2 separate regions of the Homo sapiens genome follow, and region 1 is linked to region 2. The links are chromatin loops, found by intact Hi-C in ENCODE. Cell type or tissue: IMR-90. All regions are shown on one strand.

Evidence for each region. Hi-C counts contacts between places; a loop is a spot of excess contacts. Peaks named below come from ENCODE experiments on the same cell type or tissue, not always from the same donor. Only the 100,000 strongest peaks of a DNase experiment are listed, where the experiment ranks them.
Region 1: it touches region 2 in a loop (7-fold over the local background); 21 of 110 quality-filtered maps call a loop at or near these places.

The regions. Positions count from the first base shown.
Region 1 is chr10:2,973,451-2,981,450 of GRCh38, reverse strand. LOC105376352 (a long non-coding RNA gene) reads left to right here. Exons shown (of 4, transcript XR_001747271.2): 3 at 4,679-4,881; 4 at 5,000-5,101. Among named protein-coding and RNA genes, the nearest start is that of PFKP-DT, 89 kb to the left of the region's middle. In IMR-90, a CTCF peak has its summit at 3,161 (motif pointing right); DNase peaks (open chromatin) are centred at 560 and 3,170; H3K27ac peaks cover 803 bases.
Region 2 is chr10:2,925,272-2,933,271 of GRCh38, reverse strand. No RefSeq gene overlaps it. Among named protein-coding and RNA genes, the nearest start is that of PFKP-DT, 140 kb to the left of the region's middle. RefSeq lists an enhancer at 3,323-3,892. In IMR-90, a CTCF peak has its summit at 4,836 (motif pointing left); a DNase peak (open chromatin) is centred at 4,821; H3K27me3 peaks cover 222 bases.

The sequences.
Region 1 (8,000 bases), 48 kb before region 2:
TTGAAAGACTCTTCACTTATCACGCACTGGTCCCACAGTAGAGGACCTAGCGATGGACACGGGACACTGGGCAGGATTCAATTATGTTTCTCAGTTTGATCGAATGCTGCTGAGTCATTTTCTTTCTTTTTTTTTTTTTTTTTGCTTTGTCACCCAGACAGTGGGGTGACCACGACTCACCACAAACCTTGACCACCCAGGCTCAAGCAAATCTCCCCGTCTAGCCTCCTGAGTAGCCGGGGCAACAGTTGCATGCTATCACGCCTGGCTAGTTTTTTATTTTTTGTTTTTTGTACAGATGAGGTCTCACTATGTGGCCCAGGCTGGTGTTGAAATCCTGGGCTCAAGAAATCCTCCCACCTCAGCCTCCCAAGTGCTGGGATTACAGGCATGAGCCCCCATGCCCAGCCTCTGAATCATTTTCTTTAGGTTAGCAAACTATTCGGCCAGATCTTTTAAATACATGAATGCTTTATTGTTTTGTTTTCCTTTAACTCATTCTGTTCTCCACACTCATTTAAGGAGACAAGTCTGTTCATTTCTCCACCAGATACATTTTACTGTAGGATTTGGGAGTGACAAAGCCGCGAGTCATTTAAACAGCGGGGTTGCATGGCTCAGAAGAGTTGACTACTCACATAAGTCAGTGTATTGGCGGAGGAGGAAAAATACTCCTTTAAATACGAGTAATAAAACAATATTAAAAGTAGACCAGGCTGGACGCAGTGGCTCATGTCTGTAATCCCAGCACTTTGGGAGGCTGAGATGGGTAGATCACAAGGTCAGGAGTTTGAGACTAGCCTGACCAACATGGTGAAACCCCACGTCTACTAAAAATACAAAAATAGCCAGGCACGATGGCACGTGCCTGTAATCGCAGCTACTCAGGAGGCTGAGGCAGGAGAATCGCTTGAACCCAGGAGGCGGAGGTTGCAGTAAGCTGAGATCGCGCCATTGTACTGCAGCCTGGGTGACAGAGCAAGACTCCATCTCAGAAAAAAAAAAAAAAAAAAGTAGACCAAGGTTCCCCTCAAGCAACTGCTTTCATTCAAGTATGTTTTTCTTTCTCCTCGGAATGCTCCCTTAGTCACTCACTGGCTGTGCGAATCTGGGCAAACTGATTTTTCTGTCTGTGCCTCAGGTTCCTCTCTGTGACACAGGGAACGTGATCATGCCAACAACATCCTTTGCTGTGAACATCAAACAAACAAACACATGTGATGAAGTTACAACAGCCCCTAGCCCATAGGAGGAACTCAGATGTAAGTATTATTGTTTCAGTGTTCCCTTTGAAGATAAAAGACAAGCCCCAATACTCTGCAAGTTGTCTTGCTCTGTGCTGGACTTTCCACAAACCAGAGGATGTCAGAACAGTTTCCAGAATTTTCCATGCTAAAAAAGAATCATATGAAATTGTGGCAGGCCAGGTCTCACTAATGCAGGCCTCCGTAACAACAGTTTCAGTAGGCCTTTCCTGGGCCTTAAAGCATGACAAAATAATGAAGGAATTCTTAACAGGGCCCATTTAGGATTAAACAAGTTTTATTGGGGCCTGAAGGAACTGCCCAAACCTCCATGATTTAGCAGGAGACAAGATAAGGGTAATCACCCCGGAACCTGGACCATTTGGTGAAGTAAACTTACTGAGGCTCGAGAGGAAGGTCTTCAGGACTCAGATATTAGTTATAGACTAGAAGAAGTTTATCATCTGTGTCTTTAGATGAATGCTTAGAAGGTAGATAAGCTCTGGAAAACTTTGTAATTTTGAGTTTGTCTGGCAATAATTTCCAGGTCTTCTCCCTGTAACCGGTGGCAGAAAATAAAATCTCTCTTCCTCCCCAGTTCATCTGCATCTCATTATTGGGCTGAGAGAAATAGCCGCCTGCCCCTCAGTTTGGTCTGAGAACAAAACATCTGAAGCATGCGATTATTTTCGCAACACTTGTCTTCCGTTTCTGCCATAGCCTGTTAAAGGAGTTCTGCAATGTGTGGGGCCAAACTGCAGCTCAGAGAGTCTCCAGTCAAGAAGGAAGCTGGCCAGGAACTACTGGACGCTTGGAAATGTCCAGCCTGTCCCCAATTCCTGTTCCCCTGGGCAGCTGCCCCCGCCTTGCTGAGGGCTTGAGTCTCCTTTCTCCGACAGTAACATTTACCAATGCTAACATGTTTGTTTTCTCCTCTTTGGAGAAATGTTTGTGATAAATATGCAATATTGATTGCAGAGGTACTGATTGTGATGGCTTATTTAATATGTATTGTTCTGGAATGTAGATCAACTTCTATATTGAAAGGCAGAAATGTCTGAAGTGGTTTAATATTTACCCTGCTTTGCTGCTTTCAGATTGAATGCTTACATTTTTGGTTTCTTTTTCTTTTTTGAGGCAGAGTCTCGCTCTGTTGCCCAGGCTGGAGGGCAGTGGCGCCATCTTGGTTCACTGCAACCTCCACCTCCCAGGTTCAAGTGATTCTCGTGTCTCAGCCTTCTGAGCAGCTGGGACCACAGGTGGGCGCCACCACACCCGGCTCATGTTTGTATTTTTAGTAGAGACGGGGTTTCGCCATGTTGACCAGGCTGGTCTCCAACTCCTGGGCCTCAATCAACCCACCTGCCTCGGCCTCTCAAAGTGCTGAGATTACAGGAGTCAGCCACCACACCCAGCCCTGAACTTTTACTTTTAATTATTCCAGAGACAGTAACAATCAAGATATACCAATTGTGGCTCAAAGTGAGAAGTGAGAATTCTAGCTAAAATTGTAAGAAAAAAAAAAACCAAACTGTAACAACCAACCTACCAGATAAAGAAGAGAGCCAGGATTTTTAATTTTAAAATTTCTCAGAAATGTTATAGAAATGTATCATTGTATTAAATGCAAGCTGTATTGATCAGATTTGTGAAAATTCAGTTTTCTTTCCTAGTTTTCTTACAGCCCTGGGATTTAAATGACTTTTCCAGAAAAAAAAAACCAAACCAGAATAATCCATAATTTGTAAGGAGAAAATCAAGACTGGATAATTATTTTACTTTTGAAATTTTTTTCTTGATTATAGTTTAAAAGGTAGATTGGAGTCTGCAGGTACCATAAGACTGAATTTACAAGGATTTGTTCATTGTTTTCAGAGAATGAAATCTGTATTCAGCATTTCAGACACTAGAGGGAAGCGTTTGACTGACTTAAGGCTCCTCCAGTTCAAGAGGAGAGAGAGAGGGAGAGAGAAACTCAAATGCTCCTCTGCGATAATGTCCATTTTTTTGTTGTTGTTTTCCCTGATTTTCTCTCCCTTTTTTCTTTCCCTCCCTCCTTCCTCACTTCCTTCTTTTATTTTGTCTTTCTGTTTTCTTATAAAGGCAATCTTCTTAAGAGCTCAAATGAACATTCATATTTTATGCATTTAGAGAACAAAGAGGCCATGAGGTGTGTTCTCACTGTAATGGACACCAATCACGGTGTGAAATCACGGCACCTGGTTTTGGTCCTTAAACACCATTTGAAACCTTTGTTAGGTCAGTGGATATTAATTTCTGGGGCTATGTTTCCTCTCCATTTTTCCTGGGTTCTTTATTCCACCTGGAAGACGTTTCCCTCTGAAGTTGCTGGAGAGCAGAAGCAGGCCTGAAGCTCATCCTTCTAGGGAGCCTGCTGAGACTGTGACCGAAGTGTGAGTTCGTCACGGTCCTCACAGTCTTCATGGTCCTCACAGTCCTCCCTGGCTGCAGTGCGGTAACCGCACCCTGGCCCTTGGTGGACCAGGCAAAGAGGCGCCCTAGTCGACAGGGAGGAAGGCTATGGGCTCCTGCACTTTTTTTCTTTTCTTTTCTTTCTTCTTTCTTTCTTTCTTTCTTTCTTTCTTTCTTTCTTTCTTTCTTTCTTTCTTTCTTTCTTTCTTTCTTTCTTTCTTTCTTTTTCTTTTTTTTTTAAGACAGGATCTCACTCTGTTTCCCAGTCTGGAGTGCAGTGGTGCAATCATGGATCACTGCAGCCTTGACCTCCTGGGCTCAAGCAATCCTCCTGTCTCAGCCTCCCGAGTAGCTAGGACTATAGGCAAACATTACCATCTGTAGATAATTTTTAAAATTGTTTTTTGTAGAGACAGGGTCTTCATATGTTGCCCAGCTTGGTCTCGAGCTCCTGGCCTCAAGGGACCCTCCCACCCCAGCCTCCCAAAGCATGGGTATCATAGACATGAACCATCAAGCCCAGCCTCCAGCACTTTTTAAAAACTTTAAAATAGAATTAATAACAGTGGTTACTTTATGGGGTTTTGAGGATCCTATGATCATGGCATCTGGCATACAGGAAGTACTCAACGTTTATTACTTATTCTTGTTTTAAGTTCTAGTTATTTTAAAATCTCTTATTTCTTGTTAAAAACAGGTTGGAATTATTGCACTATATTGCACTATAATAATAATGATAATAATAATATTGTAACTGGTAATCCTTAAAATCTTCCTCCTAGACCATATAAACTGCTAAATGTTGAGAACTATGATTCTTGTTTGACATGTAGGGGAGTCACCTAATCCATACATTAAGGAATAAGAAATATCTTTTCAAGTATTCCTGTATTCAACTTAAAATAATATCTCCATCCCACGGAATTGTATTTTCACCTTCTTGATTGCCAACAAAAGAATGCTATAGCATAGAATATATTTTGTAATATTCTTTGATTTAGAGTTTCAGATTTCTGACCCACGGAAAGGCAAGATATTCTAATTCTGCACTGCCCAGTAGGGTGGCCTCTAGCCACATGTGGCCACTGAGATCCTGCAGTGTGGCCTGTCCAAGCTGAACCGAACTCTTGGTGGGAAATGCTCACCAGATTTGAAGACTTTGTATGACAGAATGAACAGAAATATCTTGACATTTTTGTCTCAGGTATATGTTAAAATAATATTTCACATATTGGGCTTAAAATATATTATTATTATTATTATTATTATTATTATTATTATTATTATTATTATTTTGAGACCAAGTCTTACTCTGTTCACAGGCTGGAGTGCTGTGGTGCAATCTTGGCTCACTGAAACCTCCGACTCCCTGGTTCAAGCAATTCTCCCTCCTCAGCCTCCTGAGTAGCTAGGACTACAGGCATGTGCCACTACGCCCAGATAATTTTTGTATTTTTAGTAGAGACGGAGTTTCACCATGTTGGCCAGGATGATCTTGATTTCCTGACCTCGTGATCTACCCACCTCAGCCTTGCAAAGTGCTGGGATTACAGGCGTGAGCCACTGTGCCCGGCCTTAAAAATATATTATTAAAATTGCTTCTATCTGTTTCTACTTAATATGCTTTAGAAAATTTAAAATGGCATCTGTGGCTTGCATTGTATTTCCATTGCAGTGCTCTCCTAACTAATTTTGTACATCAGAAAATTCAAACTATTACTTATTATAGCCTAATATTTTATTTTATTTTATTTTTTGGTTACAGGATCTTGCTCTATCACCTGGGCTGGAGTGCAGTGGCATGATCGCGGCTCACTGAAGCCTCATCCTCCTGGGCTCAGGTGATCCTCCTACCTCAGCCTCCCAAGTAGCTGAGACCACAGGCATGTGACACCACACCCAGCTAAGTTTTGCATTTTTTGTAGAGATGGGTTTTCACCACGTTGCCCAGGCTGGTCTTGAACTCCAAAGCTCAAGCCATCCTTCTGCCTCAGCCTCCCAAAGTTTTGGAATTACAGGTGTGAGCCACAGCATCTGGCCAATCTTAATATTTTAAAAAGTCAAACAAACTGATGGAGAAAAACAGGTTGAGGATGCATTCACTTGAGAGTTATTTATTAATTATCAATTATTATTATTATTATTATTATTATTATTATTATTATTATTGTTATTTTTTGAGATGGAATTTTGCACTTGTTGCCCAGGCTGGAGTGCAATGGCGCCATCTTGGTTCACCACAACCTCAGCCTCCTGAGTTCAAGCAATTCTCCTGCCTCAGCCTCCCGAGTAGCTGGGATTACAGGCGCCCACCACCACACCCAGCTAATTTTGTATTTTTAGTAGAGACGGGGTCTCTCCATGTTGGTCAGGCTGGTCTTGAACTCCTGACCTCAAGTGTTCCACCCCCCTCGGCCTTCCAAAGTGCTGGGATTATAGGCATGAGACACCGCGCCTGGCGAGAGGTATTTAAAAGGGGTCCACCCAGCAGGCCCTACCCATCCCTTCTCATTTGCTCTTCCTGTAGGTTTGATGACCTCTGAATAATTTGTCTTTTCGGAAAAGTGGCAAGTAAAGCCCTTTTTTTCCTTCTTCCTTACTTTCTTGGAAAAGCCGAGTGTGAATATGAATTATCAGCAAACTCATCAAACTTGGATGAAGGAAGGTGCTGGATTCTATCTGCGAGGGTTCCTGGGGTCCGATTTCGTGGCGTGGTTCTGGTCAGTGCAGGAGCGTGTGCTCTGCTGAGGGATCACGGAGGCCTCCTCGTAGTCAGGGCTCTCTGCTCCCACATGAGCTCATTGAGGCCCATCTCCCTAAAACATTTCTGCATTTACTCCTTAAATAAACACATTGCATTGCAGGCTGGGGAATGCCACACCATATTCTTCCCTTAAAATGTCAGAAAATGTCTGTGCTTTATAAAAATTCATTCTCATGTTAGCAAGCTTTACCCCTCATTCTCAGGGTGATGAAATCAGTGGAGATGGATGATATTATCCTGAGTTTTTTCTTCTTCTTGTATTTTAATGAGCTTCGTTGCTCTGCTCTCTCAGTTTATTAGAGATCACCCACTGCCGTGAGCCCAGGAGTTCAGCCGCCTTCTGTGGCTACCCAAGGACCCCCATTTCCATGTGATTCTAATCTTGCAATTCTCTTCTTCATTACATTCTTGCCATGCTGGCTTTTGTAAGATTCTAGAAAGCATTTTACAATACACAGGGCAGGAAAGGCATCATTTATAATACATGGTAGTTACTCGTCTTTTATTTATAAATCATTTTGCTTGGAAGGCTTTTATTTCTATGCAGGCAGTGAATCCTCAATTTTGTTTAAACGAATTCACTGCTTCCTCTTTATTCCTACTTTTTTTTTTAACATAACTCCAATATCTTCATAATAAATAATAAAATAATTACTTCTGTCTCGGGTGTCTGCACAACCTCCAAATACATTCTCAGCCTGGGCTCATATGACATTGGCTGTGATGTGGTCAATTAATCTTGGGGGTCTATAGCGTGCTGGTCATTCTGTCCTGATTGTATCCAAACTGACTATGAAGATGACCAAAATAACTGAGTGATCCTGCCCACTTAAGAATGCTTCAATTGCTGGGCACATTTTGGACCTAAAAAAAACAAAGTAATTACTATTTTCAAAGAGCTGGATTTCCAAGGCCTGCTGCCTATCTGTAGATTAAAAGAAAATGGCCCCAGGTCACCGGGTGCTGTAACCGGAGGACACTGGAATTGGAATCTGAGGCCTCCTACATTGACCTTGACCACTTTACTTGGTTTTTCTGAGCCTCAACCCTCAAATATAAAACAGGGGTAATAATAGTACTTAAGGGCTCACATGGTCATGAGGATTCGATGCAGTTATGTTGGAAAATATCAATTTGAAAATGGCACAGCAGTGTGCAATATCATTTCTCTTTTATTATTTACATTGCTTTACAAGCAATTGCGATCTTAACCCTGGCCATCCTTCCATAACACTTTGTCAGGGAAACTTCAGCTTTGTTAATCAAAGAATGAAAGGAAGGGAAGTGGCTGAATCATGCCGACAGATCAGTAAGCCCAGATATTTCTCTCCCTGGGTCCTACCAGGGTATGATTCTTCAACAAATTTTCAAAGCACATTCAAATTTCCCAGGCCAGCACAGAGACAGCAGTGTGTTTGCTGGCTTGCAGATTTCCTGGTGCTTTGCTACTGGCACTGTGGCTCGTTAGTCCAGGGGGCTCCTCCTTCCACCCCAGGATTTAATTCTGGGTGGCTTTCCCGGGCAGGGGTGGGGAGCGTCCGGGGAGGGATGGGCGTCCA
Region 2 (8,000 bases):
CAGCCAGCTTGTCCTGGACATCGGCTAACGTCTCATGCATGGGGTGTGCTGGCCCGGAGGCCAAAGCTGGTCAGGGCAGGAAGCTGGCTCAGAAGGTCGGTGCCAATTAATGATACAAAACATTGCAGAGGCCCGAGGATTCAGCGGGCTTGGCTAAATCCCTTGTTTGGCCTGCTTGCTGTTTCTGTTTTATCCTGCTGACCAAGAGCTGTGTGACACCCTTAGACAATAGTCACATATTTTCTTTTCATGTAAAAATAGTAAGTAGAAATTTCATATAGAAAATAAGAATTACGTGTACATTAATCTTTATGCCTATAAGATACTGTGACAAATGAAAAGAGAAACAAAAATAAAATACACATTTTCTGGGAAGGCAAATTTTATGTTTAGTGGACGTGCTGTTAAATATTTATCGTTTGTGATCAGTTTTAAGGGAGATAAAATCCGAAATAGTGTTTTTGAGGACAATAGTGGAGGCTAGTTCTGTATCACTGATTTGGAAACAGACACTAAGAGTTCATCCATCCCGGGTTAATGGCTGTTTGGAATGCCTTTGTAGAGCACGCTAAGATATATAAATGACACAGTCTCAACCCTTTGGTAGATTCAGCATCTCTCCTGTGGTAATCTGTGATACTAGACAGAAAGCACGCTGATAAGCTTCACGAGACAGATGGGCTCCTGTTCCCAGTTAGGTGATGGCCTCCTTCTGTGGGATCACCCATTCCCACAGGGTGACATGTGACTTCCAATGGCTCCTCACAAGGAGAGTCCCTAGTCCCCATCCCGTTGATGTGTATCTACATTCCCTCCCATTGATTCCCATCCCAGCAGCCACGTGACATCTTTGGCTAGTGGAACCTAGTGGACGTGCCCTGTGCCACCTCCCAGCAGAAGGTTTGGAGTCCTTGCCTTGATTCTTCGATCTGCCATGAGAGTGGTCCTGCTGACCCAGGGGCTGGCCTTTCAGCCAGGCCTTGATAAGAGAATCCGACAGGTAGACCTGAAGCCAGTCCTCAGCACCAAGGACCAAGAGCAAGAAATGAACGTGTCTTATGAGCCACTGAGATTGTGAGCTTGTTTGCTTAAGCTAGCTGATGTATCGAGGCAGTACCAATAGCGAAAACAACATGGTTAGTAATGTCAAGACCGAAGGACTCCTCTTACTGGTCACAGATTTAGGAAACTATTGTTACTGAAATTTCATCTCCCAACCTCATTCCCATCTGAATTTACTACATCCCTAGGAGAGACTGTGATTTTCTGGGTCCCATAGGCCCCACTGAACTAGTAGCTGAGGATCAAGCAGGGCCATGATGATTTGTCCCAGTGACATAACAGCAACTGATTCCACAAGCAGCATAATTAAATAGTAAAAATGTTCGGTAAAGAATGTAAGTGCTAACTCTTAAATGTTACCCCTTTCAGCACCAGCAGTCCTCCTAATTATTGACATAGGTGTGTATTAGTCATTTTCACACTGCTCTGAAGAAATGCCTGAGCCTGGGTAATTTACAAAGAAGAAGAGGTTCAATGGACTCACATTCCACATAGCTGGGGAGGCCTCACAATCGTGGCAGAAGGTGAAGGAGGAGCAAAGGCACGTCTTACATGGTGGCGGGCAAGAGACTGTGTGCAGGGGAACTGCCCTTTATAAAACCACCAGATCTCATGAGAGTTATTCACTACCATGAGAACAGCACAGGAAAACCCTCCCTCATGACTCAAGTACCTCCCATTGGGTCCCTCCTATGACATGTGAGGATTATGACACTTGAAGATGAGATTTGGGTGGGGACACAGCCGAACCATATCAAGGGGTTTATGGTCTGTATTCCTGTGAGCACATGAAATGCGACCCTCTCTAAGGTGGGCGCCCTGCCTTCTCTGCTCCATGTCCTGACTGTGGACCAGAGCCTGGTGCGTAGTAAATGTTCATTTAATTTGTGTCGTCTGACCAAAGACCTGGCCCACAGTGGCCCTGGAGATGCTGGCACCAGAAACAGTGCTGGGAAGCCTCTGTTGAGTTGCTTTGCTCAGAATAGCAAAGGGATAGAGCCCATATGTACCCAGGGAATTTTCCAGCACTTTCTTTTTTTTTTTTTTTTTTTTTTTTGAGACGGAGTCTCGCTGTGTCGCTCAGGCTGGAGTGCAGTGGTGCAATCTCAGCTCACTGCAAGCTCTGCCTCCCGGGTTCATGCCATTCTACTGCCTCAGCCTCTCGAGCAGCTGGGACTATAGGTGCCTGTCACCACTCCCGGCTAATTTTTTTGTATTTTTAGTAGAGACGGGGTTTCACTGTGTTAGCCAGGATGGTCTCAATCTCCTGACCTCGTGATCTGCCCGCCTCGGCCTCCCAAAGTGCTGGGATTACAGTCCTGAGACATCGCGCCCGGCTGGATGTGCATTTTATTTGCTCTTTCTGTCTGCGTGTTTTTAAGGAGTTAGTTTTGGGATCCCTATGAACTCACACAGTCAATTAAAACAGGTAAAATAGTATAGCTTTGATGAAGATACACAGTACATACTCTTCTAGTCCAGGCACTATTCTTCCGTATTTAGAAATCTCCTTCCTTCCTTTATTTCTTTAGCCTTTCCTTTAATTTTTTTTTTTTTTGAGAAAAGTACTCCGCATATTCATGTGTGCATTCAGAAACATACATTGGTAAATGGCACCTGCAGGGAAGTATTTGACAATCAATGGGCTAATATATAATTCAAGAGTTTTCTTTTCCTTTATTTTTCAATTAATGTCAGCATCAGTTCATTTCAAATTAATGAATACCACAGGAAAAATAGGACCTCAGAAGAGGTAAGAATGTAACAAAAGTCAGAGGCAAACAAGATTCCCACAATTGATCATCCAATATTTTTATCTCTAATCTTTTAGAAGTGACTATTTTTATGTCTAATGAACACTCACTATGTTTACGTCCAGTGCACATTAACCATTTGTTCGGTCTTATTCTAAAAATGTTGAACTCTTTCCTTTTCTTTCTAGATTTCTTTGGGGGCAAGCTAATATAATTTTTTCATTGTCTTACAGAGGTATAAGGAGTTGGTTTCTTTCTCCTGCCCCCTCATTTCTGCAGCCCTGCTGTAATCAGCCAGCCCACAGTAAATGGAGCCCGCACTCCAAATGAGGTCTCACACAGAGCAGGAATGATTTTCACTGGCTAATTTAAGATACCTCCATTTATGCTTGACAGGAAGGCATTTTGTCCTGTCTATTCAAGATTCTTTTTAACAGCACACGAACTTTGAGAAATGTATCCCTTCTATAGCATCCCTTTAACTCATTTTAAAAATGTGCATTCATATGAAGAGATTTTGCATTTGTGGCATACATTTGTGAATGCCTATATTTATACGGACAGATAAAAAATTTATTTGTATACAAAATACACATAAAATTTGCCAACACACTCACCCGCATTCCACAGCCTCTCTTCACATCGGATGCTGCATAAAAGAGTTCACGTTTCAAGGATGCAAAATGCATGAGGCTACTTTTCAGAGAGCTCTCAGGCCAGGAAAACTAGGCTGCATCCAGGAACACTGGGCACAGCTGGAGATTGATGGTGTAAATACCAATTCAGACCCTAAACTGCTGACCACCGCCTCTCGGAGAGCTCAGGCCAGCCTTCCAAGTGTCTCTGCATGTCTCCATGTGTCATTAATCCATTGCTCAATGCCACGAAAATGCATCTGATGACTTTTTTTTTTTTCCCCTGGCAAACAGTTCCATTGAGTAGGCAGGTGGGAGTACTTTTAGCGTTTGCTGGTTAGTCTCTCCAACTTGATTGCTTTAGGCTAATCCCATTTTAAAGACCTGTGGAAAGTGCTTTGGGCTTGTGAATGAAATTTAATTCTATGCTTCCAACAGGAGGAAAGGCACTGGCCTGGTTTAGGGGCTGCACCTCTGTGGGCTTTCTCCTCTCTCCTCCCCACCCCTCACTCTGCTATCCCCTCGCTTCCCTGAAAGCACACAACTCACCCAAAACTGACCTGTCCAAACAACAAACAGCTTACAGTAGCTGGCCTGGAAAGATCTTGGAAATCCAATTTGCGTGTGATTATTTAATTCCTACTCCAGCCCCCCATTCAGAGACTGGAATGACGTGTCAGGAATTCATTTACATCCTGATTCTTATTCACTCTCATGCCTCCATTTTTGGACTTCAGGCGTTGCAGAAACAATTCCAATCTTGCAAAATGATTTTAATTTGATGGACGTTTTAGTGTTAATTCAGGTGTGATGAATTACTAATTTGAAACATCATTTTTTTTTTCAGTGAAACTGTATTGAAGAGGAGCCCAGACCTAGCTATTAATGGCTTCTCTGGCTAAACTTGTGAAATCATGGGAGACCAAAGCCATTCAGAATCATTTCTTTCTTTTTTCTTTTCTTTTTTTCCCTTCGCAATAAGCATGCTTCATTTTTCTAAACAGAACAAAAAGAGATACCTAGAGAGTTGAGAAAGGATTTTTCAGAGTGAGGTGCTGGGTGGTTTCTGGGAACATGGTTTTCCTCACTTCAGTGTTGGAAGGAAGATGTTTAATGAACCCTCTTCCTCTCAGCAGAGGTATCTCCAGACATCCAGGTGAAGGCAGATTTGGGGCCTATCAATTTAAGGCAGTTCACAGAGAAAATGTTTTCCCTTGATTTAATGTTTCCGGATGTGAACTGTAGGGCAGCTGATTCAAATCAGAGAAAATTTCTAGTCCGCCTTCTCGGAGGACTTTGCAGGTCCAGGGGGGTTAGATGCACCTGTTGGTCGTCAGCGTGGATCAGACCTGAGTTTTGACGATACACTGGCTCCCCCTGCTGGTTGCCTCTTGGATTCTCCATAGCTGAAACTGTTAACTGCCTGCTGTTCCTTCTCACCCCAGGACGTGAGAGAGCTTTCGGTTCCCTCCCCACAAGGCGAGTGTGCATCTTCCACTGCACCCCAAAGCTGCTGCCTGCTTCTCCTCTGTTTTCATAACCTGGGATGCCTTCCTCTGAGGTCTGCTTCACAAGAATGGATTCATCACTTCAATTTGCAAAGTCACAGTTGGGTGGACATTCCGGTCAAGAATTCCAGGCGGAGGCCCTCTGTCTTTGACAGCTGGCTCTAGGGTTTAGCTGTTTAGGTTTTTTTGCTCATGACTACTGGGATCTGCTCTGCTCAGGAACGATCCTCCCATAATGTGGACGTGGCCGAGGGCTTGGGTGGAACCTTGCAGTGGCGTCAGGGGCTTGCCCTCCAGGGACCCCACTCAGTGGGGCCTCTTACCATCTATTGACCAGGCTGTTTTTACAGAGGCACAGGGAGAGAGGCTAATGGGCAGAAGACGGACAGTAATGCCGACGGTTTTTGTCGGTAGCAATGCAAATGAATTTTGTCTGGTAGAGATACAATTGATTTCCTTTCTATAAGAAAGTGTAACCACAAGCATCATTTTGTTATTGGCCTGGAGGACATTTAGCAGCTTTATGCCTATTAGCAAGTTCATTCCAGATTCCAACCGCCTATGCGCACCTTGCGCTCCACGTGTGCTGTTGAACAAGTCGATATCTTATGTCTCCCTCCTTTATTGATGAGTTAAACATGCTCTTTGACATGTGTTGAATTTATTTTTACATGGAAGTCATATACATCTAGCCTACCCTGTCACTCCGCAAACTCAGGACATGCCTTTGGCCATATAGTCTCTGTTTTTCGATTAATCTCTGAACTTCTCAGTACCTCAAGGGCGTGAAGCACAGCCTCTCCCTTCAGAGCCTTTTTATCTCTGTGTTAGTCAGGGTTCTCCAGAGAAACAGAAGCAACAAGATAAATAGATAAGTGGATAGGCAGATGACAGATAGAGAGACAGATAGACAGATGGAAAGACAAACAACAGATAGACAGACGGAGAGACAAGCAACAGATAGACAGATGGAGAGACAAACAACAGATAGACAACAGATAGACAGATAGATGACAGACCGATAGATACATAACGGACAGGGATAAATAGATAGATGGACAGACAGACAGACAGGAATTTATAGAAGAGGTTTATTAAGAGGAATTGGCTTATGCGATTGTGGAGGCTGGGAAGACCCACATGTTCCCTCCTGCACGCTGGAGACCTGGGAGAGCTGATGATGTCAGTCCCAGTCTGCATCTGAGGCCTGAGAACCAGGAACTCAGATGTCCCAGGGCAGGAGAGGATGTCTCAGCTGAAACAGAGGAAATCTGCCCTCCCTTCACTTTCTGGTCTATTCAAGCCCTCGGGGGACAGGTTGATGTTGCCCACATGGGTGAGGGTGGAGCCTTTTCACTCAGTCCACTGGTTCACATGCTCACCTCTTCCAGAAATGCCCTCACCGCCCTCCCAAGAAATCATCCTTTACCAGCTACCTGTATACCCCTTAGCCTGGTCAAGACAATACATAAAATAAACCATGGCACCTTCCCCATCTTTGCAACGACTCTTCTGAGGTCCTGTGGGCTTATGTACCACAAGCCAGGAGAGAATTTGTGCCCTAGGATGGACAGGCGGTGTCGAGTGGAGGCTCGATCCTGCAGCCTGCGGTACACCATGGCCCCCAGGTCCTGGGCACACATGTCCGAGGGAAGCTACTCTGCTTCCACCAAGCCTGCAAGCTCAGGGGTCTGCCAAGTTGCTCCTGCTGGCACCTGTTCTGATGGGCACAGGCGGGTTCCATCACAGCCTGTTTCATCCACCTAACTCTGCTCTCCTCTCCTTTCTAGCAGCCATCAAAGGACATGTTGCTTTCCCTTTACTTGCTCAAGAGCAATTTCATTCCACTTTTCTAGGTAATTGTGGCTGTTGTCCCGCGGTTGTATTTCTAAGGTGCAGCAACAACCCTGCTGGCTCCAAGGTGACTTTTCCACCGAGGATAAAACGAGGAAGCTGGTTGACACTTTGTTCCCTAAAATACAAGAAACAAAACGTCCATTTAATTGTCGTGGGCACTCTACTCTGGAGGACACCCTGATCAGAAACTTCGCGTGACTACAAATCTTAGGCTTTGCAGTACCCACAGGCTGTAAAATGAACAGGTTCGTTTCAGTGGCTCAGAGGCAGTCAATACCATGTGTAGGCCTGGGAGGCCTCCCTCAGCTGTCCCCTGCCTTTGTGACTCCATAGCTCCTTGAGACAGAAACATCGATGTATGCAGCATGAGGTTCTGCTCCAAACGAAGAACACGCACCCCCTTAGAGTTCAGCAGACACTTCAGTGCACAGCAAGGAAACTGAGGCTCAGAGAACCAGTGGCTCCCTCACCCAGGTCATCAGAGGCAGAGCCAGGGCAAGATCTCTGTCTCCTTGGCTCCCGTCTCACAGTTCTGGGCCAGTTGGGCCCTTGCAAACTGGGCTTCCTGCCAGCCACGGCACTTCCTGATGAACAGGATGCATTAGCTCAGAGAGCCTATTTATCTTGGTTTTGCCCAGAGCAAGCCCTCGCTATGGCTGTTTCTGAATCTTCTGGGAGTTCGGGTGGATTTGTGGTCAGGGCTGAGGAGCTCTCTTGTTGATCCTTCGTTGGAAGTGGGAACTCCTGCATTTCTGTCTCAGAGTTCGATTACATACCTTGTTGAGTCACGAGTTCCCATCTACAGATGAGGAACCTGAGTTCAGCACCTGAGATCTACCAGCAGCTAAGGGGCTAGAGGGTGCTGGAACCCAGGACTCGTCAGCTCTTCTTGAAAGCGCACTGAATTCACATGGACGTTTAGTAATTTTAAAGTTCTTTTCAACTGGAGTCTAGAGTGTTTGTGTCCTTTGCACTTAATACTTAGGGCTTTGAATGACTCATCTTCCAAAAGATCTTTCTTTCCCCGAAAGCCAAGAGGAGGGCCTGTGTGAATAAGGACCAATCATCTCGTTGGGCATGAATATTGCTACTGAAAACTAATGTTTTCATGCTAATACCATGGAAGAGAAGAACACCAGTTTGGAATTTGGGGAACTGGATTTTTACTTTAAGTATTATTAGAA